Regions from separate parts of the Homo sapiens genome. Here region 1 is linked to region 2. A link is a contact called in ENCODE Hi-C or POLR2A ChIA-PET data. All regions are on one chromosome and are shown on one strand. Each heading gives the region's core, a stretch centred on a gene start or an enhancer-like site at or near the end of the contact. The rest is flanking DNA. Distances are from core to core; before and after follow the strand shown.

What was found. A loop is a pair of places that touch in the nucleus more often than their neighbours do. ChIA-PET counts read pairs that join two places held with the same protein, here RNA polymerase II (POLR2A). Pooled maps may share reads with other maps.
Region 1: a loop to region 2 is called in a pooled map, with 3 times the contacts of the local background. The contact joins two enhancer-like sites. A Hi-C loop is called at or near these places in 1 of 50 pooled maps. POLR2A ChIA-PET finds 5 or more read pairs at or near these places in 3 of 52 experiments (B cell, H1 and naive thymus-derived CD8-positive, alpha-beta T cell).

The regions. Positions count from the first base shown.
Region 1 is chr6:15,272,166-15,277,934 of GRCh38, forward strand. The region is part of intron 1 of JARID2 (jumonji and AT-rich interaction domain containing 2); the gene reads left to right. Among named protein-coding and RNA genes, the nearest start is that of JARID2-AS1, 26 kb to the left of the region's middle. Within about 2 kb of position 2,971, at least 2 of the 41 ENCODE cell types and tissues checked have a DNase peak (open chromatin) inside an H3K27ac peak, as active enhancers do.
Region 2 is chr6:14,706,922-14,712,718 of GRCh38, forward strand. The region is part of intron 1 of LOC101928354 (a long non-coding RNA gene); the gene reads right to left. Among named protein-coding and RNA genes, the nearest start is that of LINC01108, 420 kb to the left of the region's middle. RefSeq lists an enhancer at 1-176. Within about 2 kb of position 4,295, at least 6 of the 41 ENCODE cell types and tissues checked have a DNase peak (open chromatin) inside an H3K27ac peak, as active enhancers do.

The DNA.
Region 1 (5,769 bases), core at 1,721-4,220, 560 kb after region 2:
AGTGATGCAATTGTAAGGCTTGAGCATTGCTTGAAAATGCATCTTTTGGCCCCGTGGCCCTCTATGTTGTCCTTTCTGAAGACCATTCTTCAGTTTTCATTCTGGAAGGAAGACAGCTAGCTATAATGCGTTGCCTGCATAGTGTTATCATGTACTTCCCAAAGCTTCCATGTCTTGCTTTAGTAGACAAAGAGCAGTGTCAGGAATTTCTGCGTAGAGCTCTTACTGTTTTGCTGGTTTCTATCCTGAACTCACCTTGAAAGCTTATATAGTTTTTAAAAAAGAGAAGTTGTTACTGGATAATAGCTACCATTGATTGAATGTATACCTACCCTAAATGCTTTACACAGACAGCATTTTACGTATTCACTTCTTACCACAACTCTGTGACTTAGCCATTTCCCCCAAATTGCAGCTGTGGAAACAAAGCAGGTAAAGGGGCCAGGGTTGGACCCCCCTACCACTACTTGACCCCAAATCAGGATGTTTCACTTTGGAGCCTGTGTTTGATTTCACTATCCTGGAAGGTGGTATTACCTCAGGTTTATGCAGCCATAGTCCTGGGTTTGAAGCCTGCCTCTGTCACAATCTCTGTGCCTCAGTTTTCTTATCTGTAAAATGGATGTGATAATTATAGTACCTGGGCCACTCAATTTTGCGTGGCACTGGCTATACATTTTATTTGTTGTTATGATTTTGTTTATTATTCTTGCCATAGTCACTAAGTTTATTTTCTTCTCCCTGCTCCCATTGGCTCTTTAAAAATCATTCTCTAAAATGTTAAATTAGCAATCTTAATGATTTTTCTTCCTGGAGTTAGGTTAAGAGGTTATATTTGTGTTTTCTTATCAACCTACAAAATAAAGCCTAGTAAGTTGCCATCTATAGAGAAAGCAGTTAGGGGATTCAGCATATGGCATTTACTAGATTTTGTTGGGTCCTCATTTTTTACGTGCTAAGTTTCCTCATGTGGGTGGGGAGGATGCCTTATGCCTGGAAACATCGCAGTTGCATGTAGTGGTCTCCCCTACCCTTATTTTAAAATACCTGAGTTTTATTTGTGAGCTATTGAATACACTTAGCGGGGCTCTCTGTAAACATACCCTGAATTTAATAGCCAAATGATGTACACATGGGATGTGCACATATAATCTCTTTTCCAATTGTCCCTGCTATATTTTCTTCCTTGACAAACTATAAAACCAAGGGAATGATTTTCAACTAATGGTTGTGTTCTTTAAAAAACTGTTTTTCAGCCAGATGTGGTGGCTCACGCCTGTAATCCCAGGACTTTGGGAGGCCAAGGTGGGTGGATCACCTGAGGTCAGGAGTTCAAGACCAGCCTGACCAACATGGAGAAACCCCATCTCTACTAAAAATACAAAATTAGCTGGGCATGGTGGCGCATGCCTGTAATCCCAGCTACTTGGAAGGCTGAGGCAGAAGAATCGCTTGAACCTGGGACTTGTGGGTTGCGGAGAGCCAAGATTGTGCCATTGCACTCCAGCCTGTGCAACAAGAGCGAAACTCTGTCTCAAAAAACAAACAAACAAGCAAACAAAACAGCTGTTTCTCAGGGTAGTTTTCTTGAAGCACGATTTTTCGAAATGTTGTAAATTAGTAGGACCCTGGCTTTGAGTCAGGATCCTAGATGGAATGAAATGACACCTAAAGATTGGTGTCATTCTTGGGGATACTCACTGAAGAACATACTGCTCCATTTTCTTTTCCCTTCTGCATTTCTCTGAAAAATTTTGTCTATATCTTTTTTTTTTTTTTTTAAGATGGAGTCTCGCCCTGTCACCCAGGCTGGAGTGCAGTGGCACGATCTCAGCTCACTGTGGCCTCTGCCTCCCGGGTTCAAGTGATTCTCCTGCCTCAGCCTCCGGAGTAGATGGGACTATAGGCGCCCGCCACCACGCCTGCCTAATTTTCTGTATTTTTAGTACAGACGGGGTTTCACCGTTTTGGCCAGGCTGGTCTTGAACTCCTCACCTCAGGTGATCCTCCTGCCTTGGCCTCCCAAAGTGCTGGGATTACAGGTGTGAGCCACTGTGCCTGGCCTGCTTCTCTATCTTTGAAAAAGGAGTTTTTGGGGGGCATTAAGGAAATTTGTCCCTTTTCATTTTAGATAGTTTTGGGGGATGTCTTTAATGTTTTTTTGTGGTTCTTTAGAGGTAGGCATATGAAGACACTGGTGCATTTTTATCTGCTAGAGAAATGGGATTGTTTTTAATTTTTACAGAGAAAAACTAAACATTTATATGCATTATTTAGTATTTTGTTCTGAAGAAACATGCTCTATTTGTAAAAGAGGAAATGTGTGGGAAAAGGGCAATTTGGCATGCTGTTGCATTTGCAGATCCAAATTTATTTTCCTTCATTCAGATAATTTAACACAGGCAAATAAGTGATGTTTCCAGAGTGGCTTCTTATATAGCAGCCCAGGAGGTGAGTGGGAGATTTCAGACCTCGACTTTTTGTGTGTGAAGGGGTGACTTAGCCAGGGCAATATTGTGTTGGCCTCTTTTTGATTCTGGGTTTTTTTGTTGGTGGTGATCCTGGGCACCTTCAGTCTTTGGTTCAGCCTGGGAAGGAGACTTTAGAGGTATCCACTCCCCCTTTCCCAGTTTTCTCCTGATTCTTCCTTCTAGTCCTTGTGCATATTAGTGGGATTCTTAAAAAGCCACTGACAATCTGATGGTCTAAAGCTCCACCTGCAGTTAGAAAGAAGCTGGTCAGCCTTCTGGAATGTTCTTTCTCCACTGGAGGCTAGTGAGCACCTCCAGACTAAAGGAGGTTTTGGTTGCGCTTTTAGCTTTGAGGAGGTCACTGAACTTCAAGAGCCCTTCTGGTTTCCCATTTTGTGTGATAGGATTAAAAACCTCTGTTTTGTTGGGTTACCTCCATCTCTGTGACTTGGGGTGACAACCTCGGACCAGTGGAGAAGGTGTGTGGGCAGCAGGAAGAGCTGTTTGATCTCTCCTTGCAAAATGTTTCTGGGCTCAGGTTCAAGAGTGGAGAAACCCTCTTGAACATGGAACAGTTGGCTCTTGGGGTCAGTAGCAAAGACAGGAATGAGCTGGAAAACTTTGTCCTGACCTAAAAGGAGGTTACATAGACAGGGTTTTGGATCTTTGGTGTTTCCTTTTTTACAAAGGCCATGTGCACAGCTGTACTTCCAGAATTGGAAAATTTCCTACATACACAGCTTCTTCATTAGATACTGATACCGGTTAATTCACAGTCACCTGTAATTGGAAACAGCTGCTGTTTCCCAGCTGACTAGGTGTTCAAGTCAGATGCTTTGAATTAGCTGGACTTGGATTATTCACATTTTAATTAAAGTCCATTTACCGCCCCCCCCGCCCCCCCCCCCGTCTTTTGCCTCTTCAATGACCAGGTTTTTACAGTAATACATTTGAAATTACATGAGTATCCCAGTAGAAAGGCATAATGTAAGTTCAAGGACTTGCAGTTGATTATGGCGTTACATTATTAAATAGTGAATTTAACAGCATTGCAATTCCCTTTTCTCACCCACTGAACCTTGCCTCTCTAGTGGGGAAAATTTCATTCCATTTAGGAAAGTTGAGACTTTTGTCCCCTTTCCTTCTCTTGGGACAGAGTTGTATTAACCTAATTGCTTGTGTCACTGCTACAGGGAAGGTACTGCGTGAAGTGGGACAAGCAATTTTCTGGTACTTTTTGTCTAATGGGGTTTGCAAATTAAGCCATGACTAGTGGGGATATTTTCTCAGAAGGGGGAAAAAAGTTAACAATTGCTATGGTGTGGCTGTTGTCCAGTGCTTCTGTATTGATGTAGAATGTTCACTGAGCAGCTTGTAGGAGAAAAAGACTGCCTTAATTTTTGGGCAAAAAGTTAGAAGGGAAATTGCTTTGCATTTTTCTCTCCATAATGTTAATGAGGAAAAGAGGCAATGCTGGAGGAAAGGAGATAAATGGATGTTTCCTCCCTTCCCTATTTAAGCTGCCTAAGTTGACTAAAGTTCGACTTGATAAATGTCCTAGTTAATTTAATTTTGTGTTAGTGCCTCTCCTCCCCTCGAGTGTCCAGTCCATTTTCAGCTGACTTGCAGAAAAACCAGGTTAATGCAAATCCATCAGATTCTGCATGCCTGTTAAAATGCTTAAGCATTCTACATGGCGTGGGAGACATGATGCTTGCCTAAAAGGGTCCCTGGAGAGATAAAGTATATTCCTGCCAGTGCATTTAGGGAGTTATACATATATAACTGTCTCATATGATTTGGCATTGTCACATACTGAGCACTGGGAGAGCCAAAGGAGGTCTGGGGTTGGTAGGCTGTTTGGAGGTAAAAGTTTACTACTGGAATAGTCCTTCCAGCTCAGCCGCTTCCATTTCCACATTGCCTCAGAAGTTGCCTAAAGGATGTGCATCTTGTTGGCAGCCCCATGACTTTCTAGAAGCCCTGTTGTGTCTGTTTAGTGCTTTCTACATTAGGTCGGAGATCTTTTTTCATTAGGTCAGAGATACTGGACTCCTTTTTGTTATGGAAATAACAGTCTCTTGGGGTTCTCTGGAATGAGCCAGGGGGTCCTGTTGGCCTGGTCCTTGGAGGAGAGGTCCAGGCTGTTGCTTTCAGTATCCATGCCACCTAGAATTTCCAGTGACTGTTGAGTCATTACATTGCTATGGTAGTTTCTTAGGAATAGGCCGGTACAATTTGATTGTGTTTTTGGACCTTCCCCCAAGTTACAAGGCCACCAGCACTCAGACTGTGGGTATACCATATGGACCAGGGAACACATTGGACAAGGCGAAAGCTTGTTACCATGAAGTTCGTTAGAAGATGAGACTCCATTCAAATTTTCAGTTCTTCATGAATGAGTTCTTAGTAAAAGTGCTTTGTTGATTTTTTTCCATGGTAGTAACTACCATGTTTTGAGTGCCTTGTTAAGTAACATAAGTACATAATATTCTCACACACTTTTGCAAAGCAGAATCTATTATTTTATTTTTACAGATGAGCAGATAGGGCTTTGGAGAGAGAAGTGGCCTGAAGTAGCACGCAGTGTGGGTGGCTGGAGTATATGCAGGGGCTGGAGTTACAGCCCAGTTTTCTTAATTGCTTTGATTTTATTTACCTATTTTTTATAGAAACAGGGTCTTGCTATGTTGCCCAGGCTGGTTTGGAACTCCTGGGCTCTAGCAGTCCTTCTGCTTCAACCTCCCAAAGTGCTGGGATTACAGGCATGAGCCACCGTGCTCTTGGCCTTAATTGTTCTGATTTTAATAATGGCATGATACCCCTGTACCCCAAGTTATACAGATGAGAGATTTTGGCTCTGGTATCTCTGTCTCTATCCTGGGTAAGGTTTCTCAGGGTTGTAGGCCAGTCTCTTTGTCAGGAAGAGAGCTAGTAGTTAAACTGAAACAAAGGTCCGACAGTCTTTATTTTGCATTTTAAGGTACCTGTTGAAAATGACTAAACGTAAAATGGGACTTTTGTTAATTCAGTAGCTGTTACTGAAGCATTAGATTGATTCACCTGTTTAAAAGTAGTTATGAAAGACAACAGAGAACAGCTTTCTATTTGTCGTAACTTACTAATAGATAGCCAAGTCTGCAAAAAAAAAAAAAAAACAGTCAAGGATTCCATGTAGTTGCAAAAGGCAAGTTCAAGAGAAAGTTGGCAAAGAAAGATGGATAGATGGAGAGAAAGCAAAAGAAATCCTTTTTTTTGGAGAGAGAACACACTGTTGGAGTATGCTGTAAACAGTGTA
Region 2 (5,797 bases), core at 3,045-5,544:
TAGCACCTCACAATGAAACACACGAACTCCTGGGAAATTCTCATTTTAACACAACTGTAGTTCCCATGCGTTGGAACCTAATGTTTACCTTCATAACGGCTCCATCAGAAAGGCACTGTCATCATATGAGAAAACCAAGGGTGAAAGATTAGGTAATTTGCCCAAGGTCTCTTTAATATCTTCCAAATATATCTGCACTTGTTTCCTACTTGGACTCATTTAATGAGTTAGGAAATGAGGGAGCTGAGTTTCCAAACGAAGCCTAATCCCTGCTCTTTTGACCTCTATAAAATCTATCAGAATATTAACAAAGGGTGTTTAATAAAATGAGTTTGGATAGAGAACAAAGAAAACCCAGAGGTATTTGGAAAATGGTTTGTTCCAAGATCTTCTAAGTTAGCTATCTCATCATTGTCATGTTATTCTTGCTACTGCTGACAACCTAGCTTCCTGTATATAAAGAAGTATCAAAGAAAATACTTAATATTCTGCTTTCTTCACAAATACTCTCCTTCCAACTTCCCTTATTTCTTTTCCTCAGCTCATTTCTGTGTTGGCCAATCAAGGTCTTCCCAGGACTTCATCAGCATGAGACCAGCTCCACCTCCACACCTAACACAGCAGGTCTCCTCCAATTTCCCAAGAATCCTCTCTGAAGTCTGGCAGACCTTGTATTCAGCTGTATAAATGCTGCCTTCATCAGCAACCAAGACTTCATCTTCCCAGGCCCTCTTTGAGCCAGCCCCACCTACACCCAATCCTGGCTGCTTGAATTACAAACACACCTAGAGAAGGGCTTGTGACCCCTAGACCTGGCCCACCAGTGGCTTCTGCCATCCAAATACAGCTTGGCCCTGACAGGTACTTAGTAACCTGGTATTTGTCCTTCATCCACTCCCTGACTCCTTCCCCAGAACAACAGTTAAAGACCTTCTCACCTTGTCTTCAGCCCCATTCCTGGTTGAATAATACCCTTCTCCTCCTTCACCGAATAGCCAGAGCCCTTCTAGAGTCAACTTTGCTCTGAGGCCCCCTTTATCTGCATGCATCCCTTTCTCCTGCCTCTCCCCCTTCCTTTCCCTTGTCTTAAGACCTATTCCCCCTCAACAATCCTCTACAAATCCTGCCCTGGGTGTTTCCTTCCTCTGCTGAGGTCCTGAAGCACTTCTTATTGGCAACCTTCATTTGGCTTTGAAGGTACATTGCCAAATATCCCTTATCTTTTTTTTTTCCCTTTTCTTCTCTTCATATTTTAAATTGCACAAACAACAGTCTGGCTCATCTCTTTCTATGCACATATCCTGTCTACCCAACCCAATTGGGTGTCCTCCAATGCTTTGTCCTTCCCATCTGCTCATCTCCCTCCTAATGATTCCCTTGGAGAGGGCTCATCCACTTGCAGAGCACCATGGATACTACACAGATTCTTGCCACCAAACCTTGTTCAAGCCCCCCTGGCCTTACCGGCCTTTCTCCTTCTCCCAATTAATCGAAATCTGCACTCTTTCCTCAAGGCCACCTCACATTCCAATCAAGCCTTCTCCAACAAACACAGATCCACAACTACCTGTTTCTCCTCTGACTTTCTATAGATATTTTAATGCTTATATATAGTCTTGTTTTATTGGACCTCCTTTTGGACCGTAAATACAGTGAGAGTTTCCTGAGGACAACGACCAAGGCCTCAGCGTTGTGTTTCCCTAACATGGTGCTAGGTATTCTGAGGGTGCTTATTCATTACGTGCTATCTATAACACATGCAAAAAATAAAGCATAATTCAGACTTTTAGTTTCAAATATGGCACAGTAAACTAAAGCCCTAGTAGCTCTAAACTGAGCAAAGTCTGCAGCTAAAACTGAGCAAAAAATCTAAACCCTTGGAGTGAAGGATTTTGTGTATTTAAGAATCTCCTTTCAGCCGGGCATGGTGGCTCACACCTGTAATCCCAGCACTTTACGTGGCTGAGGCGGGCGGATCATGAGGTCAGGAGTTCGAGACCAGCCTGGCCAACATAGTGAAACCCTGTCTCTACTAAAAATACAAAAAATTAGCCAGGCATGGTGGCACATGCCTGTAGCCCCAGCTACTCGGGAGGCTGAGGCAGGAGAATCACTTGAACCTGGGAGGCAGAGGTTGCATGAGCCGAGATCGCGTCACTGCACTCCAGCCTGGGCAACAGAGCAAGACTCCATCTCAAAAAAAAAAAAAGAGAGAGAATCTCCTTTCACAGGGCACCAAGTTCAGTGACAGTGCAGAAAGCACCCAACTTCACAGGGTTGTCTTATCTGAGAGCAGAAACGCAACACCTTGAAAGAGCCTGTCTGGATCAAGAATTCAGCCCTCATTTTCCTAAGTGGAAAGTCTCATGTGGCCAAGCAAAGGTGACCCGATGAAAGCCAGCGTGTTCAGCCTCCTTTCAAATCGGCAGCCATAATTGCTACTCGCATTTAACATGGCACCAATCACAACCGTGTTCTGGGGCCAAGAACACTGGCCAGCTTACCACCTTCTGAAACTCGGGTGGCTGAGATCCAAGGCCAACAAGACTGAAGAGATGAGTCGCAGCAGTGGAACCCAACAGCTGCCACTGTAATTCAGGGAGCGTCCCCATAATCTGGCAGGGCAGAGTGGAACCTGTCATCCCCAGGAATTAGGGACAATTCAACCTGCAACCCTCAGAAGTTAGGTCTCCAGTAACTGCTACTGTTAAGAAAGTCCTCTCTTGCCTCTTCCTGGTTTGCAAATGTTGCTAGCCCTCTTGGATTAGCGAGCTAGGCCCCGTCTCGGAAGCGAGGTGTGGCACTTCACCCAGCAGACACACCCTCACAGACAGTCCCCATGTAGATGACAAGAAAAAGCTGACAACCAACGGTCCCAGGCTCTTCCATTATGATTGAAGCTCATGGGAGCTCGGCATCACTTAAAATGTTCTGTAAAGTTCTCAGGATGGTATTTAATAAGGCAGCAATTCAGTGTCAGTTCAAAAGCCATTTGGGGTGGAAATGGAGGGTAAAGTTGAGATGTCATAAACTCAGTAGCTTCCAAATTTTATTACAGGCTTTTTCAGGTCTAACAATAGCAATTTGGAGAAGGGAGAGAAAAGACATTACTCAGTCTTCAAAAGTACACCCCAAACTCATGCGAACTGTGAGCTGACACTGCCATCTGCTCTCCCTGACATGTGGTGTGGGAAGCATGATTACCATTTTCCTCTAAGGCCAGCGTCCTCTTTAGGATTCTCCCTCTAGCACCGGGCCTAGGACAGTCTTAATCCTGACAGTCCAGAACTTCAATTTTACTATTCACTCAACAAATACTTTTCAAGCATTTATATGCGCCAGACACTGTTATAAAGTCTGGGATGTAGCAATCACTAAAGTAGGAAAAGTTCTGCCTTGTTGGGGTGTTTATTTGCTAGTTAGGGGGACACAGGAATTAACAAATAATCAAGTATGAATAAACAGACTATCAGATGGTGATAGGTGCTATGGAAAAAGCAAGGCAGATTAAGAAGGACAGAAATCATCCAGGCAGGGGTGGGGGGAGTGGGGGATGTGGATTATGTGGTGCGGTCAGGGAAGGTCTCACTGAAGAGGTAACATCTCAGGAAGACCCAAGCAGGGGAAAGAGAGGCCATGTAGAATTGCAGGGCAGGGTTTTTCAGGCAAAGGGATCAGAAAGGGCCAAGACTGTGAGGCAGGAGAGGGATTGGTGTGTTTACAGAACAGCAAGGGGCCAAAAGGAGCGAGGAATGACGGTGACAGTGGAAGGAGCTAAGACAGGAGAGGTGGCCGGAAGCCAGATCGCTTGCAACCTTGCAAACCATTTTAAGGACTTCACCTTTAACTCAGCACATCAGTCAGGGCCTAACCAGGAGACAGAAGCCACACCAGTTATTTTAACACGGCTAATTTAATATAAAGAATAATTTTCTAGGAATAAAGTCTTAACCAGGTAACTGAAAGAGTAAAAAGACAACTCTAAGGTGTCTTTCGTATAACAACTTCAGGAAGCTCCACCCCTGGGGCTGGCAGAAGAAAAAGGGGGCTGTCGGATAATTAAAATTTAGAAGCTTAGAAAACAGTCCCATGGGGCTAGAACCCAAACCTCAAAGATGGGGCAATGGCAGTCAGTGCTGTGGCCCTAAAAAGGCACAATGAGTCTGGTTCTTGAGTGTAGGAAAAATTGCAACGTAGATTGAACAGCTGCTACAGGAAGAAACTGCTGCTGCCAAGATGAAGCAGCAGTACTGGGGTGCTGCACACAGGAGCCACAGGCAGACAGGATACCCATGGGAAAGAGTAGGAGCCTCTCTAGCAACCCCTACTGGCTGAGTGCAACAAGGAGCCCAACAAAGGAGAAATGCAGTGTTCAGGGGCCCAGCATAGAATCAAGTATTGAAGGAAGGCTTTGGAGCTGAAAGATGATAACTTACTAACTGGAACTCTCTGAATGAGATAAGATTTTGAGCAAGGAAGTGACAAAAGCTGACTCACTCTGACATCTGTGTTGAAAACAGACAGTAGAGGAGCAGCAACAGTGGAGGAGGGAAGGAGTGGATGGATTCTGAATACAGGCATCCCACTGGATTTGCTGATGGTGTCCATGTGAGCTGTGAAAGAGAGGAGTCAAGGGTGACTCCTTCATCGAGGCCTGAGTAACTGAATGGAGACAAATTTACTGAGGGAGCAGGGAGAGCAAGGGGGCAAGAACAAGCTTGTTAGGTCAGCTTAGGTGTGAGGTGCCTGTTAGAAATTCAACTGAGGGGCTGGGCGCCTGTAATCCCAGCACTTTGGGAGGCTGAGGCGGGTGGGTCACCTGAAGTCAGGAGTTTGAGTCCAGCCTGGCCAACATGGTGAAACCCCACCTCTATTAAAAATACAAAAATTATCTGGGTGTGGCAGACACCTGTAGTCCCAGCTACTCAGGAGGCTGAGGTGGAAGAATTGCTTGAGCCCAGGAGGCAGAGGTTGCAGTGAGCCAAGATCGTGCCACTACACTCCAGCCTGGGTGACAGAGTGGGACTCCATCTCAAAAAAAAGAAAGAAAGAAATTGGACTGACAATGACAGCAGGCAGTTGCATCCCCAAGCCTGGGGAGGGTTTAAGTTAGAGATATAAATTTGAGGCTCACCCATCATATAGATGGATTTTAAAGCCACATGATTGAATGAGATCATGCGTGTCATCTCAACGTCACTTAGAATATGACATGGCTAAGAATCAGCTCTGGAATCAGAATGATGTCAATTTGAATTCAAACTCTATCGTCACTGGATTTTCTCAGATGTTCTAAGCCCTGATTCCCTCATGTGTAACCTAGAGATGATACTAATCATGCTGACTACACTGATCTTATGTACGGATTAGATTCAGTAACGTAAGGAAAGCCCTTACACCAGTGCCTGATATCAACTCTTATAAATAAGAGTTATTATCATTATCATAGTTTTATGATATTATTAGTAGTCAAAGATAGCCAGAGCCTAGAAAATTAGGCTTCTAAGACCCAAAAGCAAAGAGACCTGAATTGTACTAAAAAGACAACTTATTAATTGTAGGAGAAGATACAGTGGCATCTTATGTGAAATAGGTATATAAACCATGACTCTGAATTACTGTGGCTTTCCTTTTACAGATACATTTATTCGGAGTACTAAAAATTTTTTTTTTTTTTTTTTTTTTTTTTTTTTTTGTAGAGACAGGGTCTCATGTATTGACCAGGCTGGTCTCCAACTCCTGGCCTCAGTGTCCCAAAGTGCTGGGATTCAGGTGTGAGCCCCCATTCCCTACCTCA